Regions from separate parts of the Homo sapiens genome. Here region 1 is linked to region 2. The links are chromatin contacts, found by Hi-C or POLR2A ChIA-PET in ENCODE. All regions are on one chromosome and are shown on one strand. The core of a region is the stretch at or near the end of the contact, and the rest is flanking DNA. Distances in the headings are between cores, read along the strand shown.

Region 1 (4,669 bases), core at 1,877-4,376, 220 kb after region 2:
ATCTACATCCTCCAGCTGCAGGGGACCTACTCCCACACGAAGCTTGACAATCACCTCTTCTGCACTCTGCCTCCAATCGAGCAACAACTCTGGAGTGGGAGTAGCCAAGAGATCATGAGGGTCTTCACAAGCTCCTGATGGTGATAAGCAGGTAACAGAGACCCAGCCTAATGAAACTGCTTCAGATGGGAGCCAAATTGCAAGTGCCCCCTCCCCTTCCCTAGCAACAAAAAGCCCATTCGTTACTGACCCTCTTTGGTCTGCTCCTCTTGAGGAGTGGATGCTGACCCTGACGATGAAGGAAAGAACAGCCGGGTACGGTGGCGTGAGCCTGTGATCCCAGCTGCATGGGAGGCTGAGGCAGAAGGATCACCTGAGGCCAGAGGTTCAAGACCAGCCTGGGCAACATATCGAGACCCTGTCTCTAAAAAAAAAATAAGAAAAATTAGTCAAGCATGGTGAGGAGGCTGAGGTAGGAGGACTGCTTGAGCCCAGGACTTTGAGGATGCAGTAAGCTACGATCACACCTGCACTGCACTCCAATCTGTGCAAGAGTGAGACCCTGCCTTTAAAAAAAAAAAAAAAAAAGGGACAGGCACGGTGGTTCACGCCTGCAATCCCAGCACTTTGAGAGGCCGAGGTGGGTGGATCACCTGAGGTCAGGAGTTTGTGACCAGTCTGGCCAACATGGTGAAACCCCGTCTCTACTAAAAATACAAAAATTAGCTGAGTGTGGTGGTGCATACCTGTAATCCCAGCTACTTGGGAGGCTGAGGCTACTTGGGAGGCTGAGGCAGCAGAATCACTTGAACCCGGGAGGCAGAGCCCGCAGTGAGCCAAGACGCCACTACACTCTAGCCTGGATGACAGAGTGAGACATTGTCTCAAAAAAAAAAAAAAAATTAGCCTTGCGTGGTGGCATGCACCTGTAATCCCAGCTACTTGGGAGGCTGAGGCAGGACAATCACCTGAACCAGGAGGTGGACGTTGCAGTGAGCCAATATTGCACCACTGCACTCCAGCCTGGGCTACAGAATGAGACTCCATCTCAAAAAAAAAAGGAAAAAAAGAACAGGTTCAAAAAAAAGAAAAAAGTTTAAAAAGGAAAGAAGGCAAGCCCCCCAACAGCACCATCTTCTGGATCTTAGCCAAGTACTCAGGCTTCAAAGCTGAGGCTCTACTGAGGTTATCATGGGTCCTTCTTCTCTCATCATCAAACCAGGACAGAGAGAAGAACAAGAAAGTCATCTCCCAAACCCCAATCTGTATACCAATAAGATGGGAGGCAGAGAAGGCCACAATTACTCTGGGAATGCCACTCCCACCTTTCCTAGGATCTCCATCCTTGCTCTCCTGGTTTGCTCGATCCTTCTGCTTCTTCTTACTAGTGGTGTCCTCCAGTCCTGGGGGCCCTCTCCTTGGGCCTGTGGCACTGGCCCCGCCAGACATCTTGAGCCGCTTGGTCGACAGCCAGAGTGCCCCGGGGTCGGCAACAGCGTCTGGGTCAGGGCTGCGGCGCTTTCTTCCTGGCCCAGCTATCTTGGCAACTCTTTGTGGCCAAATTCTCCAGCAAGGAACGGACAGCCTAATGGAAAGAAGCCAGTGATCACTGCCAAGACCCAACAACTTGCTCTTTAGCTACACCCAGGGCTCAGCAACACAGGACACTAATGCTACAGAGCTGTATCTTCTCATCTCTTAAGTACCCCTGGACACTCTCAGGATATTCTGAAGAGGTAATAAATAATGCAAGTAGCAGCAACCACTTCTGGCCAAGCCTCATAGATACCCACCATAACAGTCCCACACAGGTGAAAGCCTCACTGAGGGGGCACCAGGTCAAGGAAGTCATGGCCTGGGACCAGGCTACTCCACCAATCTGGAGAGGAGCCACGGCTCCAGCCCACAGGGCTGGCACTCCGAGCAGGGTGCTCACTTTTCCTTCACTCTCACTGGCTGCTTAGTCACCACTGGAGAAATAGAAGGTGGAGGAGGAAGGCAGGACAGGAGACAAGCCGCAGGAGAACCAGGCTCTGTGGCTGTAAACAGGCTCAACCCAGGTTCTACCATTGCCCAGAAAAAGTCCTGGGGCTAAGGCACTCCACCTGCCTCCTGCCAGCTCCCACCCTTGGCAAGAACCTGCTCCTATGTACTGCTTGGTCCTTCTTCATTTCAAGAGAAAGTCCTCTCCCCAGCTGCTGTCCCAAGCAGAAAGGGACTGAAAAGTGTATCTAGATGTCACGCTACCTCTTCAGCAGCAACCCTGCTCCAGTACTAAGGCAGGATGGGCATCCAGTTTGAGACTGGAACAGAAATTATCACCTTCCTTCCCAGATGCCTTCACTCATGAGCTCTGAGCCACAAGGACCACTACAGTTTCCCACAGACCCACCAGTGGATTCTGGACTGTTTCCTCCTCCAAAATGAAGGTCTTGAAACTAGATACTGAGATGAGGCTGGGGAGGACCACAGATCCAGGACTCCTGGCAGCCTCAAGCCTGGCCTGAACCAGTAGCAGGACAGATAATGACTAGTCTGTGTTCCCCTAAGTGTGTAAAGGAGGAAGGAGGGATGGCAGGATACCCTTCTACAGGTCAGATGTGGTACTGGTGGGCTGGATCTTTAATGACACCTGCCACCGGCGCCTCCTTCTTGCACCCAGGCCCCAGCCGAAGGTCGCGTCCCTCCCCCATGCCCCAGGGACGTCGAGGCGGGTAAGGGGCTGTTTAGAGACCCGAGCCGGCCTGAAATGGCAGCGCGGGGTTACTGACCACAGATCAGCGCCCCGGTCGAGCTGCGACCCAGCTTCAGCCTCTGAACCCCGAGCCCGCCACCACCTCTCCCACGAAGTTGCCCTCGCTGGCCGCCAGTCCTCTCCCAGGTGGGAGGCTGGCCACAGGCATAGCGTAACGGCCCTGCCGGCATCAGTGGGCTGGCACGCTGCGGGGCACTAGGGGTAGGGACTGGCACGGCCCGTGACCTTGAACAGGCCGCCGCGGCCGCGCGTTGCGGCCTCCCCGCTGCGGCCAAGCCAGCGAGTTGCAGCCTGCTCCACTCACCGAGCGAGACCGCCGCAGCCAGCCCTCTTCGGGCCCTGGCAACCCGCTCTCCGTTCCGGTTCCGGCGCAGGTCGGTTCCGGTTCCGGCGCGCCCCTCCCCCGTCCCGGCGCCGCCGCCACCGCCTTAGCGGCTTGTTTTGTTTCGACTTCTAGCTAAGGCCGAGGGAGGCGGAGCGCCAAGCTGGTGACGCACTTCCGGCGGGAATGGGCTCGGAGCGACCCGCAGCTCCGGGGCGGGCCCGAGCGGAAGGAGGCGGTGCTCGGGTGGCTTAGCGGTGCATGGGTTCTGCTGGGGGCAACCTCGAGGTTCCCCTGGAGACTCCCCCGCCCGCCCCAAATCAGAGTCCAGACAACACAGTGGGGGTTCACACTGGTTTATTGGGGGCCCTGCCGGGCCAAGAGCTCTTCAGTGCATAGGCAGACATGCATGTGGGGCAGTGCTAGGAACTGGGGTAGGCCTTGGGCAGGGGTCACTGGCAGGTGTTGTAGATCTGCACCTGCAAGTTGATGGCTTGAAGCACGCTGCGCATCCTGGCCTCCAACCCGTCCAACTGGGCTGCCTTACTCTCCAGTGCCCGCTCATTTTCCTCATAGGTGCCTTCCAATTCTAGGAAGGGCAGGTGTCAGTTTAGGGGGGGTTTCCCGCAGTCTTGTGTCTCTGGTGCCCCATTTCTTACCCTGTAGCCGCTGCAGCTTGTCCTGAGCGGCTTGCAACAGGTCCCGAGCCTCATCCCGCAGTTGTTCTGCCCTTGCCTGTGCAGCCAGCACACCTTGGGCCTTGCGCTCAGCTAGGGCCTTCACCGTCTGGTACTGATCACCCAGAGGACCGCGTAGCAGCTGCAGATGTAGAGGGTTAGGTTAGCGTGGTAGCTCAGTGGAGGCCCATCTTCCACCCCTACCTTCTCCAGCTGGCTCTGCCTCAACCCACCTGCTCAGCCTCCTGGGCACGACCCTGGGCACTGCCTGCCGTTTCTTCTGCTGTAGAGGCTGCCAGACTATTTCCTGCCCGTTTCAATTTCAGAGCCTCCAGGAGAGCATCCAACTGCCGAGCCCTTTCACCTGCAGAGCTCAGTGCCCGCTCTGCACCTGCCATCCTCTCCTGTACCTGCCATGGGTGAGCCAAAGGTTACACAGATCTACGGTTCATGCCCATAACCTTGTCCCACTGATGTCCTAGGAAGACCTCACCTGGTACAGGGTCTGCTCTGTGTCCCGTGTGTCAGCCACTGCCCCCCGGATGGCACCCTGGGCAATACCCTGTGCCCGCTGGGCCTCCTCCAGTGCTGCCTGTACTGTCTCTGCCTTCTGTTTCTCATCCTCAGCCCAGCTCCTGGGGAGAAGGGGGAATCAGAACCTGGAGGTATCAAAACCAGGTGTCAGGGATAGGGGCCAGGGATGGGGTCAGACCTTGCCCGCCGTGCATCCTGCAGTAGCTGCTCGGCACGACGCACATCTCCTACAGTACGTGCCAGGATCGCATCCACATCTGCCAGGCTCCGGACTCGCTCTGCAATCGCACCCGCCAGGTGCTGGATCTGCTCAGCTGAAGCTGGGATGGAGAGCTCTAGCACCCGTGTGGCCACCATTTCAATGCTATCAGGATCAGCCCC
Region 2 (4,634 bases), core at 1,121-3,620:
TGTTTTGTTTTGTTTTTGGGAAGGAGTCTCACTCTGTCACCCAGGCTGGAGTGCAATGGCACAATCTCAGCTCACTGCAACCTCCGCCCTGTGGGTTCAAGCGATTCTCCTGCCTCAGCCTCCCAATTAGCTGGGATTACAGGCACCTGCCACCACATGCAGCCAATTTTTTTTTTTTGTATTTTTAGTAGAGATGGGATTTCACCATGTTGGCCAGGCTGGTCTCGAACTCCTGACCTCAGGTGATCCACCTGCCTCAGCCTCCCAAAGTGCTGGGATTAACAGGCATGAGCCCACCGTGACCGGCCTAGGTTGTCTTATTTTATAATATGATCCCCACTTGCAAGCCACACTCACCTTCACTCCTGCCTTCCCATCAGACTGTCTGGGTCTCCCTACTCCTTCAGTCTGAACTCACCCAGCACTTGAATGCCTGTTCTAACGCACCACCTTCCATAGAGCCTTTTCATGACCCACTCTGAAGCGCTGCAGCTTTTGCCTTGTCAGGACACACAGCCCACAGCTCAGTTACACTATCTTGGACTTCTTTTTTTTCTTCTTCTCCTTTTTTTTTTTTTTTTTTAACCTTGGAACTCTGAAAGTACCTTAAGGTCAGGCTTTGATTGGAGCCCACCCAGCTCACTAAGGCCAAAAACACAGCAGTCAGCAATTTGTGGTTTTGGTTTAAGCTAAAAAGAGGCTTTCTGGTTGCTAAATATGCCAGTGAGCATTTCAGTTATTTGCACTTCAGTGCAGAGGTCATCCAGTCCTTCTTGGGAGTGACATCAAGGACAAAGGTGATATGGAGGTAGGAGCAATATTTGTGTGTGTGTGAATATATATATATATATATATATTTTTTTTTTTTTTTTTTTTAAGGGCGGCCCCAGAGGCCTAGAACTAATAAGATATCTGCCTATATGGACCAAGAGCAGGAAGAAAGGCCAGACAATCGTCCCTCAGTAGACAGTGCCGCTTGGAATGACCACAGTCTGGGAAGCACTAACACATGGCATTTACCACCAGCTAAATAAACATTTGATTTCATGTTGCACAATGACCTAGCCAGTCCAGCTACTTTAACCCTGGTCTTCCTATAGAATGACCCCAGTATGAGCTCTACTTCAGGGCAGCTCCTCTCTTGGATGAAAGGCAGCAAAGAGCTTGCTGCCCAAGCTGGCCAAGAGGAAGTGCCCACAAAACTATTTCGCTGTGGAAGAAATCTGACCCAACATCCTAACAAACCCCCTCACATGGGCTTCCAATCTTTTAAAACTCATGTCTGCTCCCCACAGGCCCACCCTGGCAATGACTTGTCAATTTCCTTCACGTCTACGTCTAGAAAAAAAGTGAGAAAACTGGATGCAGCTTCGAGTGCTAAGCCATGGGGGATGGACTTTGGTCCCCAAGCAAAGCATTAATGAAGGTGTTGCAAGGGGAATAGTTGAGATATGATATGAGGAAGACCAGAGAACAATTCCTGATGAACGTCCTCCCTCCCAAGCCTCAGTCTGACCATAGCTTCCTCATCTGGGAGTTGTGAGAATGAGGCTGGCCTTGTGCAAAGCTGATCACCTTGCTTTCCGTGGAAGGGGCTCGGTCACTGAGGTCATCATTGCTTCTCACAGGGATGCCTCTGCCCAGGAGGCTGAGCAGGCCACCGTTGGGTGACAGGCCGAAGAGTGTCAAGTATCTCCCCGGGCCGGGAAAGGTGCGAAAGAGATGGGTACTCTTGCCCCAGGGGAATGTATCAAAGGACACCTCCAGAACAACCGTACCGCTCTGTCTTTAGTTGTCTTCCTGGGGCAGGCTTTACAGGGGACCTGTTTCAACCTTAACGATAATATTAGTGTTGGCTGAAACCAAAACTATGGAGAGACGTTTATTCCTTCCCATCCCTAAAGAAGTGGCGCAGGGTCAGAAGAGACTGCGGGACAGGGAACTTTACATCAGAGCTCTTGACAGGCAGTTAGAGGCTGCTCACTTTGCGCCGCCGCCTGGCTCTTTGGGGCGCAAGGTACAGCTTCCTGCCCACCCCTGAAAGAGAGATTCCCTAGACTTCTCACGGAAGCTCACACATGCCCCTCTTCTGCCCAGCGTCCGCGCCTCGCGGGGGACCATGCTTTCCGCGCCCCGCCCGGGCCTCCTCCCCAAAGCCTGCGACCCAGCCTCCCGCACCTTGACCGTGTCCAGAGGGTGACCGACGAACACCAGGCACACGCCGCCAAAGCCGCCGGCCAGCAGGTTCTTGAGCGGGCTGATGGGTTTTGGCTGGTCGGCCATGGTCAGTCCGTCTGTCACTCCGTCTGTCAGTTCTCGGGCCGTCCTGGCTTCTCAGCCCCAGCTGCAGTGCCGGCGCCGCCGACCTTTCACCCACTTTTGGGTGGGCGGGGCACGAGCCCGGGGCAGGTCGGGAGGAGGGCCCAGTTGGCACGGTAGGGCTTCCGCCCGGGGCTGCTTCCGGCCTCGGCCCCGCTTCGATGGGCGTGGCAGAGCGCAAAGCCGCATGGGCGGGGTTTGGGAGTGTGGGCCAGCGGGCCTATTCCTCCAGGAAGCCTTCCCAGACTTCCATGTTTCCTCTGAGCTCCCATTCATCCACTCACTCCAGAGAGATCAATTGCGCCCTGCCATATGCCAGGCGTCCTTCTAGGTGCTGGAGGCACCCCTGGTAGTACAACACACAGGTCCCTGTCCTCCTGGAATTTACAGACCATAACAAAGATAAATAACTAAAAAATGCATAGTGTATCAAGTAGTAATAAGTACTACGGAGAAAAATCCAGGAAGAGAGTTAGAGGGTGTGTGGGACAAGTGATTTGCAATTTTAGTTCGTTGAATAAGGGAGGGTTTAACTGAAAAGGTGACAGGATTCAAGACCTGAGAAGATGAGAGAGGGAGTTCTGTTCACACATAACAGGGTCAAGGGTGAGGAACCTTCCACCCAGAAGAAAAAGAAAATGCAAAAGCCTTGAGATGGTCTGTGCCTGACATGTTTGAGAAACCACAGGAAGAGGGAGGGTAGTAGCTGATGAGGCGACAGAGGTTTTGGAGGCACTAGAAGACAGGTTTGGGCCTGGTGTTATGGCTCATGTCTGTAATCCCAGCTCTTTGGGAGGCCAAGGCGAGAGGATTGCTTAAACCCAGGAGTTTGAGACCAGCCTGACTTATATAGCGAGACTCTTGTCTCTAAAAAAAAAAAGTTAGGCCGGGCCCAGTGGCTCACACCTGTAATCCCAGCACTTTGGGAGGCCAAGGCAGGCATATCAACTGAGGTCAGGAGTTTGAGACCAGCCTGACCAACATGGAGAAACCCCGTCTCTACTAAAAATACAAAATTAGCGGGGCATGGTGGCGCATGCCTGTAATCCCAGCTACTTGGGAGGCTGAAGCAGGAGAATCACTTGAACTTGGGAGGCAGAGATTGCGGTGAGCCCAGATCGTGCCATTGCACTCCAGCCTGGGCAAAAAGAGCGAAACACTGTCTCTACAAAAAAAAAAAAAAAAAAAAAAAAAAAAAGTTAAAGGCCCGACGCAGTGGCTCATGCCTATAATCCCAGCACTTTGGAAGGCCAAGGCAGGTGGATCACCTGAGGTCAGGAGTTCAAGACCAGCCTGGCCAACATGGTCAAACCCCGTCTCTACTAAAAATACAAAAACTTGCCAGCCGTAATGGCAGACGCCTATGCCTGTGATCCCAGCTACTCGAGAGTCTAAGGCAGGAGAATCGCTTGAGCCCAGGAGGCGGAGCTTGCAGTGAACCGAGATCTTGCCACTGTCTCTCCTCTGAAGGACGTAGAAGTCATTGCAGGGTACTGAGTGGGGAGCGACATAGTCTGACATCGTTATCAGGATCCCCCTTTGATTGCTGGGTGAAAATAGACTCCAGGGGGCAAGAAGAAACAAGGAGCCTTAAGGAGGCTAAAAGCCATGGCCAGAGATGTTGACTTGCGCCAGGGCATAACAGAGGAGGTAGTAAGAAGTGGTCAGATTCGGCCGGGCGTGGTGGCTCACGCCTGTAATCCCAGCACTTTGGGAGGCCGAGGCGGGTGGATCTCAAGGTCAGGAAATCGAGACCATCCTGGCTAACATGGTGAAACCCCGTCTCTACTAAAAATACAAACAAAAAAATTAGCCGGGCATCATGGCGGGCATCGTGGCGGGCATCTGTAGTTCCAGCTACTCGGGAGGCTGAGGCAGGAGAATGGCGTGAACCTGGGAGGCGGAGGTTGCAGTGAGCTGAGATCGTGCCACTGCACTCCAGCCTGGGTGACTGAGCAAGACTCCGTCTCAAAAAAAAAAAAAAAAAAAAAAAAGAGGTGGCCAGATTCTGGATATAGTCTAAAGAAAAAAAAATTTTAAGTTGTCAATTAATAGGATATAAAGCAGCTAGGCACAGTGGTTCACGCCTGTAATCCCAGCACTTTGGGAGACCGAGGCATACAGATCATGAGGTCAGGAGATCGAGACCATCCTGGGTAACACAGTGAAACCCCTTCTCTACTAAAAACACAAAAAATTAGCCAGGTGTGATGGCACAGTGCTTGCAGTCCCACCTACTCAGGAGGCTAAGGCAGGAGAATCGCGTGAACCCGGGAGGTGGATTTTGCAGTTAGCCAAGATCACGCCACTGCACT

The links. Hi-C counts contacts between places; a loop is a spot of excess contacts on that map. ChIA-PET counts read pairs that join two places held with the same protein, here RNA polymerase II (POLR2A). Pooled maps may share reads with other maps.
Region 1: a pooled map shows a loop between it and region 2 (6-fold over the local background). The contact joins the promoter of USP19 here to the promoter of SLC25A20 in region 2. A Hi-C loop is called at or near these places in 6 of 50 pooled maps. POLR2A ChIA-PET finds 5 or more read pairs at or near these places in 3 of 52 experiments (CD8-positive, alpha-beta T cell, K562 and activated B cell).

Annotation. Positions count from the first base shown.
Region 1 is chr3:49,117,697-49,122,365 of GRCh38, forward strand. USP19 (ubiquitin specific peptidase 19) reads right to left here and starts at 3,127. Exons shown (of 27, transcript NM_001199161.2): 1 at 3,060-3,127; 2 at 1,326-1,585; 3 at 251-424; 4 at 1-134. The coding sequence starts at 1,449. It overlaps LAMB2 (laminin subunit beta 2), which reads right to left. Exons shown (of 32, transcript NM_002292.4): 28 at 4,467-4,669; 29 at 4,248-4,389; 30 at 3,988-4,164; 31 at 3,737-3,896; 32 at 3,418-3,666. The coding sequence ends at 3,530. RefSeq lists enhancers at 2,426-3,415, 3,416-4,404 and a silencer at 2,988-3,307.
Region 2 is chr3:48,896,512-48,901,145 of GRCh38, forward strand. SLC25A20 (solute carrier family 25 member 20) reads right to left here and starts at 2,371. Exons shown (of 9, transcript NM_000387.6): 1 at 2,179-2,371. The coding sequence starts at 2,283. RefSeq lists an enhancer at 1,292-1,341 and a silencer at 1,922-2,111.